Linked DNA regions of Homo sapiens: region 2 is linked to region 1. The links are chromatin contacts, found by Hi-C in ENCODE. All regions are on one chromosome and are shown on one strand. The core of a region is the stretch at or near the end of the contact, and the rest is flanking DNA. Distances in the headings are between cores, read along the strand shown.

Evidence for each region. A loop is a pair of places that touch in the nucleus more often than their neighbours do. Pooled maps may share reads with other maps.
Region 2: a loop to region 1 is called in a map with no recorded cell type, with 5 times the contacts of the local background. The contact joins the enhancer-like site here to the promoter of THUMPD2 in region 1. A Hi-C loop is called at or near these places in 3 of 37 single-sample maps with no recorded cell type and 2 of 50 pooled maps.

The regions. Positions count from the first base shown.
Region 1 is chr2:39,777,065-39,781,893 of GRCh38, reverse strand. THUMPD2 (THUMP domain 2 tRNA and snRNA guanosine methyltransferase) reads left to right here and starts at 2,636. Exons shown (of 10, transcript NM_025264.5): 1 at 2,636-2,780. The coding sequence starts at 2,655.
Region 2 is chr2:40,278,202-40,282,830 of GRCh38, reverse strand. All of the region lies in intron 2 of SLC8A1 (solute carrier family 8 member A1), which reads left to right. Among named protein-coding and RNA genes, the nearest start is that of SLC8A1, 170 kb to the left of the region's middle. Within about 2 kb of position 1,435, at least 11 of the 41 ENCODE cell types and tissues checked have a DNase peak (open chromatin) inside an H3K27ac peak, as active enhancers do.

The sequences.
Region 1 (4,829 bases), core at 1,387-3,886:
CTACAGATGCCCAGATGAAGTCATCCCATCCTCAAGGATTTCACAATCTATAGCACTTGCATTTTAATATATAAGTATATACATCATACACCTTTAAGAACTAAAAGAATTGCCAGTGGCACCAAAATAGGGAGCTATCTCAAAGCAAATATTCTTGTCCTAAATTCTTAAAACACCTCCACTTAAAAGTCTGTCCATTCTAAAATTGTTCCTGCCGACTTCCAATTTCCTACATGTTGAAATATGTAATATTCGAACAGTAAATTGCAGCTGGATATGCTAAATTTGTCTATAGGGATCCATAGTTTTCAGAAGAGACTTTTTTAAAGAAGAAGAGATGATGGAGAAAAGAGTACCTGAGTAATGGGGGAGAGAATTCCAGGCAACTCTCTTACCAGAAAACGAAACTAATTTCTCCCTAAAGAGGCAGAACTCCCCCATTCCATCGCACTGCAAGCATTTTGTGAAGGGCATTGGTACAGCTGACATACTGCAGCACAGTTCAAAAGGAACAAATGCACATGACTCCCACATATGAAACAAGAGTAGCCCCGACCTTGCTGACCAAAGGCTCCTGGAGGGGAAAAGACATCAGAAGAAAGAGGAGAAAGTAAGGGGAAGATCGATTGGCTCTGCAAAACTGCAGCCTCAGCTCAGCTGTGGTTTCACCCAGGCCAGCACACTGCTGGTCGGTGCTGGACTGAATAGGTCATTTCATTTTTTCAGCTGCCTTTGGTTGTACTGACATAACTGGGCCCCTACCCACCGCTCTACCGCATCTCTATCTACTCCACTCATATACTTTATGCTCTAATAACACTTAACCGCTATCGTGGCTTTCCTGTTCCCCACCCCCCACACGCCGTCTCATTTTCATCTGCTGCTTCTCCCTCTTACACATCCTTCATGCTGGACTCAAGAGCGATTTTGTCCAGGAAGCCCTCCCTGCCTCCTTTTTGTCGGTGCTGTCATAGCTTCCCGGGTATGTCCTCAGTGAGTCATTCAACTTCACCATCCTCTAAGCCCTTGAAGTCCAAACCCTTGCTTACCCATCTTTGAATCCTCAAGACAGGGTGGTGACTGGCGGAGAATAGGTGTTCAGTATTTGTTGAACTGAATGGAATGCATCCTATCTGCATACTTAACATCTTGGGCACAGAATGTAGAGAGAACTAAAGAGGGTTCCTGTCCTCCCCAGACAGACTTGACAGTCAGAACCCCAAAGTATAGAGAAGTTAAAATGAACTACGGCAGTAGCCCAGAAAAGGAAAACATGTGTCTGAGGGCAAGAAAAGAATTCATCAAAACGGTAGTGTGTGAGGGCTGGGTGCCTGTAATCCCAGCACTTTGGGAGGCCGAGGCAGGCGGATCGCTTGATCTCAGGAGTTCGAGACCAGCCTGGCCAACATGGTGAAACCCCTTCTCTACAAAAAATACAAAAATTAGCCCGGTGTGGTGGGGCTTGCCTGTGGTCCCAGCTACTGGACAGGCTGAGGTGGGAGGATTACTGGAGCTCAGGAGGTGGAGGCTGCAGTGAGCCAAGATCACGTCACTGCGCTCCAGCCTGGGCGACAGAGGGAGACCCTGTCGCAAAAAATAAAAAATAAAAAGCAGCATCAGAAGAGTCTTAGGACTGAACCTTGGAAAAGCTCATGTTATGTGACTCCATGAAGAATTTTTACTGTACGGCCCAGTAGAGCATGAGCTGGGTGGGGGCGGGGGTGTGTGTGGGAGTGTCGGGGGAGGTGAGGGAGTATCAGTTCTTCACCTTAACATCCCATTCTGAAGCACAGGACAGCCCCTTGTCAGAGACACACATGCATTTATCATTTCTGTATAACTGACTCAATATACAGCTACAGAGCTAATTTCACGCTGTTTATCTTGTAACATGGATTCTGTCTATGCTTCCCAAGTAATATTTTCATTTCCATTTTAAAATTCAGAGTTTAGAAAAATGCCTTCAAATACCGTTAGGAGAACCATTCAAATCAGGTGCCCAAAACTAGATGGCACATTGATTCATCTATGGCTGGATGGTTAACTAAGTAGTGCAAGAAATATGAGCTGTTTCAGAACGCAGACGTTTGTTAGAGAACAGGAACTTCTGCTCTCCGTCCTGGAGATTCCAACGTTTGGCCCGATTCTTTGTGAAAACAGACCAGGGCTCCTTCTATGAGAAGAGTAGAGGAGAGGAATGAAGGACAGGAAGAGGACGGAGTTGGGAGGAATGGAGGAAAAGGCATTATGTTAGATAGGGAGAAATCTAGGCTCCAGCCTCAGCTGTGCTGCTAACTCGCTGTCTCTTGACCTCTCTGGGCATTAATTTCCTCAATCTACAAAATAAGGCAACTGGACTGAATTATCAATTCTAACCCTTCCACCTGTGATTCTAACCCATTCTGGTGCCTAATCAAGGAGGGGACAGATGGTCAACCAGGAAGACCCATAGGGGCCACAGAGGGCTGATGCGACCCTCCCAGGCTCTCCGTCTCTCTCACCCTCTCCTTCCCCCTCCCTCTCCCCCTCCCCCTCTCCCTCTCCCTCTCCCTCTCCCCTTTGGCATCACACGCCCCTGCGCGCCGCCTCCAGGAGCGAGCCGCTCGCGCCCGAGGCCACGTGACCCGAAGGCGCGAGGGCGCGCCTGAGCCGCCATGTCGGAGGCGCGTGGAGAGCCAGGGTCCGGGCCTGAGGCTGGCGCCCGATTCTTCTGCACTGCGGGTCGCGGCCTGGAGCCGTTCGTAATGCGAGAGGTGCGGGCGCGGCTGGCGGCCACGCAGGTGAGTTGGCCTCGCTGCGCGCCTGGGGAGGTGGGCGGCCCTGTCCCTGCCCTGTTGCCCACCCCAGTCGTGGACGCGGGAAAGCGTCGCTGGCGCCCCTCTCTGTTCCACGCGACGGTCGCCGACCCCCGAGGTTGACTGGCAGGCGCTTCCGCTCCGGCCGAGAGAAGCCACCATTCCTTTCTTTCCTTGTATAGCAAATCCAGTTCCTCACTTCTCAGGGCTCAAGTTTTTAAGAGAGGTGTTGAGGCAAGTTATTTCCTGGATTCTTTAAAGTAGTAAGTAGTGCCTGTAATTAGAATCTGGCCTGTCAGAGTTAGAACCCTTCGCTCTTTAAATGCAAACATAATCTCCAAGTTCAGTTACCTGACTTTTTGTTAGTTTCTTGACAGTGATTGTATTTGACTACATAGGATTGTTGTGAGAATTAAATTATATAGCGTATGCAAAGTACACTTTAAACACGCAGTAAATAGCAGCCAGAAAAATAATATACTCTTGCAGGCCTCATAGTTATCTGTTATTGATTTCTGTGAAATGAACAAGGTTTTAAGCATCGGTTTAGGTTTTAGAATGTTGAAAACTGGTTTCTTGAAAGTAGGGGATGAAGGTATAATAGAAAAGGTATCTTGATGGGGTGTATGGGACACTGTGAGTGATGTACTCTTGGAAAAGGAGAGCTTCCTAAATGAAATTAACCCCTCCACCCTGGCAGCTCCTACAGTGTGGGAAGCCCACAAAAGGAGTTTCTGCAGTGAAAGGTTGGAGTCGTGAAGAATTATGTCAGTTTTGTTAGACTACCTGCCACTTGTGTTTTGGGTCACAGAATTTAATAGAGTATTGAATGTAGCTAATCTTAAAAAGCATCAATATATAATAACTACTGACATTTATTGAACATTTAATATGTGTCAGGCACATGTTCTTAGATCTTTACCCTATATTTATTTGCGTACTTTTCACAACAGCCCTATAAGGTAGGTGTTCCACATTTAACAGATGAGAAAAATGAAGCACAGGTAAGTCCGAGAATTTATTCAAGTCATGCAACTAGAAAATCGCAAAGATGGGATTCAAACCCGAGCTGGGAAATCAAGAATGAGTATATAATCATGTTCAAACCAGGCCCACTATATGACCATGACATAGGGGTGCGCTGGCTTGTTTTTTTAAATGCTAACTTAGAGTGCTTGGTATGAAAGAGAGAGAGAGCTTGGCCCAATTAATATGTAGGATTATTAGAAAAAGGAAAGACTCTCTGCTTGTTCTCCATCTTCTCTAAAGACAAATGAAATGGGGAAAACTTTATTACCAGGAAGAAAATTCAATTAAATACAGGGAAAACTTTTTGACAGTGGGAGTAATTAAATGCCAGTAGATTTGGGAATTTCCATATTCTGCTCTTGTATGTTTGAAAGATAGATAGGTCTGGAAATGGGATCTGAACAAATAATCTCTGAAATTCCACCCAAGTTGCTCTGATACAAAGTGAACTCTCAAAGTTAAGGCAATCCTGAAATAACAGTGATGACAACTAACATTTATTAAACACTTAAAATGTTAGACAAGTTATGTGCATGTTATGATTTAATCCTCAAAAGACTCCTATCTGATAGACTTTTACCTCCATATTTTACCAAAAAAAGAGAAAATTGGGACTTGTCTCTGAGTCTCTCTAGCTTTAAAGCCCATGTGCTTTACCACTAGGCTAAATTACCATGGGAATCTTCCCTGGAACATTGGATGTAGTTTATTTCTGTAACACCACGGTAGAGTACGTATGGTCTTTAGAATCAAAAGACCTGTGTGCAGATCTTATATATTCCTTTAGTGGATTTGTAACTTTGGGCAAATTACTCAAATTTCTGAGCCTCAATTTTCTTGGATGTAAAATAGAGATGATAGCTACTTTAAAGGATTACTGCAGTCCCTGAAATAAAGATAGCACAGGTAGCATGCTGCCTAACAAATAGTTGGTGCTCAATTTTAGTTCCCATACAATGAGTTGTACAGGAATACTTAAAACATTCTTTCAATGATAAGAGAGTG
Region 2 (4,629 bases), core at 186-2,685, 500 kb before region 1:
TTTATAGTGGTTCAGAGTTCAACTTCTCCTTGCAGCCAGCATTTGGATACTTTTAATAGCTGTTCTCTGTTACTGGGCAGGACTGGACACAGAGAAAATGATGACACTCTTTAAAATTCCTGGCAATTATTTCCTGCAAGAATGAGATTCCTCCCCGGCCCCAAAAGCTACGTCATGTTTTTATTTCGGTACTAAACGGAGCAAAGGAGCGTGCAAAAATGAAACTGATGCATCTCACTTAGCATTGCAGTTAACGGAAAGGAAATCTCTTGAGAGCAAGGTCTATTTTTTATTTTTAATCTTGGGTAATAATAAAGTTGGCAGTCTGTATATGCCTGAGTGCGTAAACAAATGTACATAGGCAAACTTTCAAACTAGACATCCTTTGTATCAGTAAGATGGATGCTCAATGTCTTGGGTAATACAGAGATACAGAAGAGACAGTCTTTACCCTTGCTGAGTGTGAAAAGATCCTTCGTTTAGTAACTGTAACAACCATTCTTTTTATTGTGTTTTGTGTCTGGGGTGAGCAAGCTGAATTCTGGATTTTATTCCAGATCAGAAATTACTCCTTATTACTAATCCAGTCTTAAGGATTTACAGAATGTTTTTCTTTCAGATTTAGTTAAATTTCCCAGCATGCCTCTGAATGAGGTAAGAAACATACATGTCCTAGAAGAAAAAAAAAGTCAGAAAAAGTGGCATTTTACTGTATTTCATTATTTTGTTATTAGAAGGAGAGGACACAATTTGATACACCAGCATCAGTCATTAAAGGTACGCTCTTGTGTGGGGGAGCTGTGCTGAAGGGATAGAAGCCAGTAGCTAATCCACTGTTATACTTTTCTAGAAGAATAAACAGACTCCTGTGAACTACCAACTTTGAGTATTAGATTAGGATAAATCCAGGAGGGCTTTATTCCACCCAAAATTCAAGTGAAGACAGAGTCTTCAAAAAGCCCCAGGATGAAGAATCACTTCCTGAGAATCAGGGAACATTTACCTTTATTAACCATCATTAGCTGATTCCGGCTTACAGAAATTCCCCTGAGAATGGGTGTTGAAGTAATCACTGCTCTCTGCTCTACTTCCTTAAAAAGAAATCAGTTTTAAATGATGGGTCTTCACTCTTTCCAGACATTCCCAGCTCCACAGACTTAACAGCTTTTCTTTGTAAGTTGCCTGAAGGGAGCAGGGCTTGAAATCAAACTCATTCTCCATTAGACTTGCCAAGGCCCCAGGCAGTGCTGGGGAAAGGTAGCTCCCTTTGCAGCATAACTTTCACGAGTGCAAGTTGGGACTCAAGTCCTGAGACAGCTCACAAGCCCTGGCTGATTTAACTTGCCACTTTGTAGCTATTCTTGGCACATAGCCTGCATAGAGTTGGCCTATGAGACTTTTCTCTGTTTATAGCACCTTTCAACTCAGGCACTGAGAATGCTGACCAACAGTGTTGCTTTTTTTGTTCTTATTGCCCTTTCCAGAAACTATGTAAAATGGAAAACAGTTCCCATTTCTCTCATTCCAGCTGTGCCATCTGAGAGCACATTTCTCAGAGCACCCCCCCAACCCTTTTTTTTTAAATACATGACCACAAAAATGTCTCAGGAATGAAATTCTTTGAAAAGCTAAGACTTTCTTCTGCCCCATCCCTGGTAAACTCCGTTTGTTAATAAGTGCTACCATGGGTGCTTTGGTGAAGTATGTTTCACAGGTGACTCTTGTGAAATCTTACTGTCATTCATTGGCTCATTCCATCAAAACTAAGCAGGCAAGTTATAAGTGCAAGACAAATGGGAGGTACAAAGATGTATCAGCCTGCTTCTAGTAGGCTACAGTCCACCAGGAAAGATAAGCAATAAAAATTCATTCTATTCATGCTAACAGAAGTACAGACAACGTGCTGAGTTACTGTATAAAGAGATTGATTAATTCTATTTGAGAGAACTGAAGTCATGTTTTACCCACCTCTGCTTTTGCACAAAACATTCTTCCTGCCTAGAGCACCTTTGCCTGGCTATTGTTACAGGGTCTTCAAAGACTCCATTCAGATGTCACCTCTTCTTAGGAGCCTTTCTTGAAACTTTTGGTCTGGATTCATTGTCTCTTTTTACTTCATTTCTGTATTTATATCTGTGACATCATATATTAATTATTGATGTGTGACCTCTTTGCTGAAGTGTAAGACCCCAGAAGGCAGGGATTCAATCTTTTATTTCAGCATTCCCAGTGCCTGAATGTCACTCTGCTTTCAAAGAAAATGATTAATAAATGAATTAGTTAATTTAGCATGATGGTATTGCAATTTGTGTGCTTATCAGAGTTTTATGATTGAAGGCAAATGTGATATTTGTATATTTTGACCACCAGTGTTTTACATCAAGAAAGAATAGTTATCCAAAAATGGAATAGATATTTCCATGTACTCATGTGAAAAATTATCTGTGGGGCTTTTCAGAAAATGGGTTTTTGTTACTTTTCCATTAGGACAGATGTTTTATCCTGTGACAGAATGGTAAAATTAAATTTCAGGACTTTTAAGGAAGAGAAAACAACCTTTTTTTTTTTTTTTTTTTTTTAGTGTTTATTTCCTCAGGTTTTATCATTAGATTCTTTTATAATGGCAGACATTCATATTTTAGAGTCATATTTTAGTCAGGTTTACACTATCAATATTCATGTCTGTTTTTGCAATCCAGAGATAATCTTTAAAAGCAGAAATCTATCTAAAAGGCTAGGGTTTAAAGTTCTTTTCATTTTCACTAACTCCTTAATATGGTATTCAGTGTACTCCATAGCTTGCAATTTACAAATGCTGTATCTACATGGTCTGCCAATACAGATGCAATTGTATATTAATCAGAATTTTTAAAATCAGAATGGAAAAGAGGCAGGGAACAATTTTTAAAAGTTTAATAGATAAAGAAACAAAGAAAATGTAGGAGAGCTGAAGACTAAATAACAAATGCATACAATAGGAGATTGGTGAGCTACAGATTTTTAGTGAACTGTGCATGTTGGGGGCACGTGAGAGCTCACCTCCCCTCAAAAAAACAGAATGTACCAACTTTTCACCCTAGTAACAGATTTTACTTTGCATGCCAGTGTACTTTACAAGGCTGATGTAATGACTTCTTCCCCTAAAAGAAGGACTGAAATAGGATTTCCAGAGCACACTTGGGAAGAGATATGCCAGACCCTATCAAACATGGAATCAAATATAGCATCTCCGAAATTATGTCCCTGTGCAATGAAAGTTGGTTGGTTTGCCTTAATAGGTCTTGCTTTCTTCCTCAATAACAATTAGGAATTGTTCCATTATGTTTCAGATGTCACAGTGCCCCAAATTGATATTATTCTAATCACTTCTCCTTATACTAAAGATCCTAGTTTAAGGAATTTTTTCTCAGTTTCTGGCACCCACTTTGGTATTCAAGAGCCACTTTCTGTTTTAGCAGCATTTGAACAAATCGCTTCTTTCAAAAATCTGTATTATAGATTATTGCTAAATTGTCCAAGTGCCCTGTGCCTGCTTGAATGCTGTGAGGCTACAATGTAGTATAAGGGAGCCAGAAAATTGCTAGTTGAAGGCAAAGCTGTCTAAAGTGAAAGTGATATTAATAGCAGTCCCAGGAGGATCAGATCGGCTCCTGGATTCTCCATGGTCTTGGGCACAAAGAGACAACAGCTGTAAACTACTCATAAATAGCTATGGACCACACATTTCAAAATGTCTTCATCAATGGGAAAACAGTTTTGATTCTTAAAATTGCAGGCTTGAATCAGGGTTTTGGCCTTGTAAAATAATCAAGCTGTCACATCTTAAAAATCTGAGATCAAATTTAAAATTCCATGGCTCTGGAATAACCATTAAGACCCAAAGTAAGCAATATTTAAGCATCTGGGCTTTGAAGAGAAGTCAAAAAATTTTAGGGTAAATCATTACCAAATAATAATTTAAAAAAAACCTTTTAATAAATAATACTGATTTAAATTTTACATGTTTTTAAAGAGTTTAGATGTCAAGTGGGGGTTTCTGTTTTTTTCATTGTGGCATTAGTAGAAGACTAAGAGCAAGGTATGCAGAAAGAAAAGCGAGATGAAGTGCCATCTTGTCCTAAGTCCACGTACCCCATCAGTGTGCCTCATAAGAGAAAATGAAGGAGAGACCACAATGCCCTTAGCCTCCAGCACTTACTCTCTCACACTGAGGTATGTCGCTTTGCCCACATTTGGCATTAGATCCTTTTATTTGCACATGTGAATGAATAATATGCAAAGTTACTCTACTCTCCCCTTATCATTTTGTGATGGCTTTTCTTTCTTTTTGTTTTGTTTTGTTTTGTTTTGTTTTGTTTTGTTTGAGACAGAGTCTCGCTCTGTCGCCAGGCTGGAGTGCAGTGGCGCGATCTTGGCTCACTGCCACCTCCGCTTCCCAGGTTCAAGCAATTCTTCCTCCTCAGCCTCCCAAGTAGCTGGGATTACAGGTGCGCACCACCATGCCCAGCTAATTTTTGTATTTTTAGTAGAGATGGGGTTCCACCATGTTGGCCAGGATGGTCTCTATCTCTTGACCTCATGATCCACACGCCTCGGCCTCCCAAAGTGCTGGGATTACAGGTGTGAGCC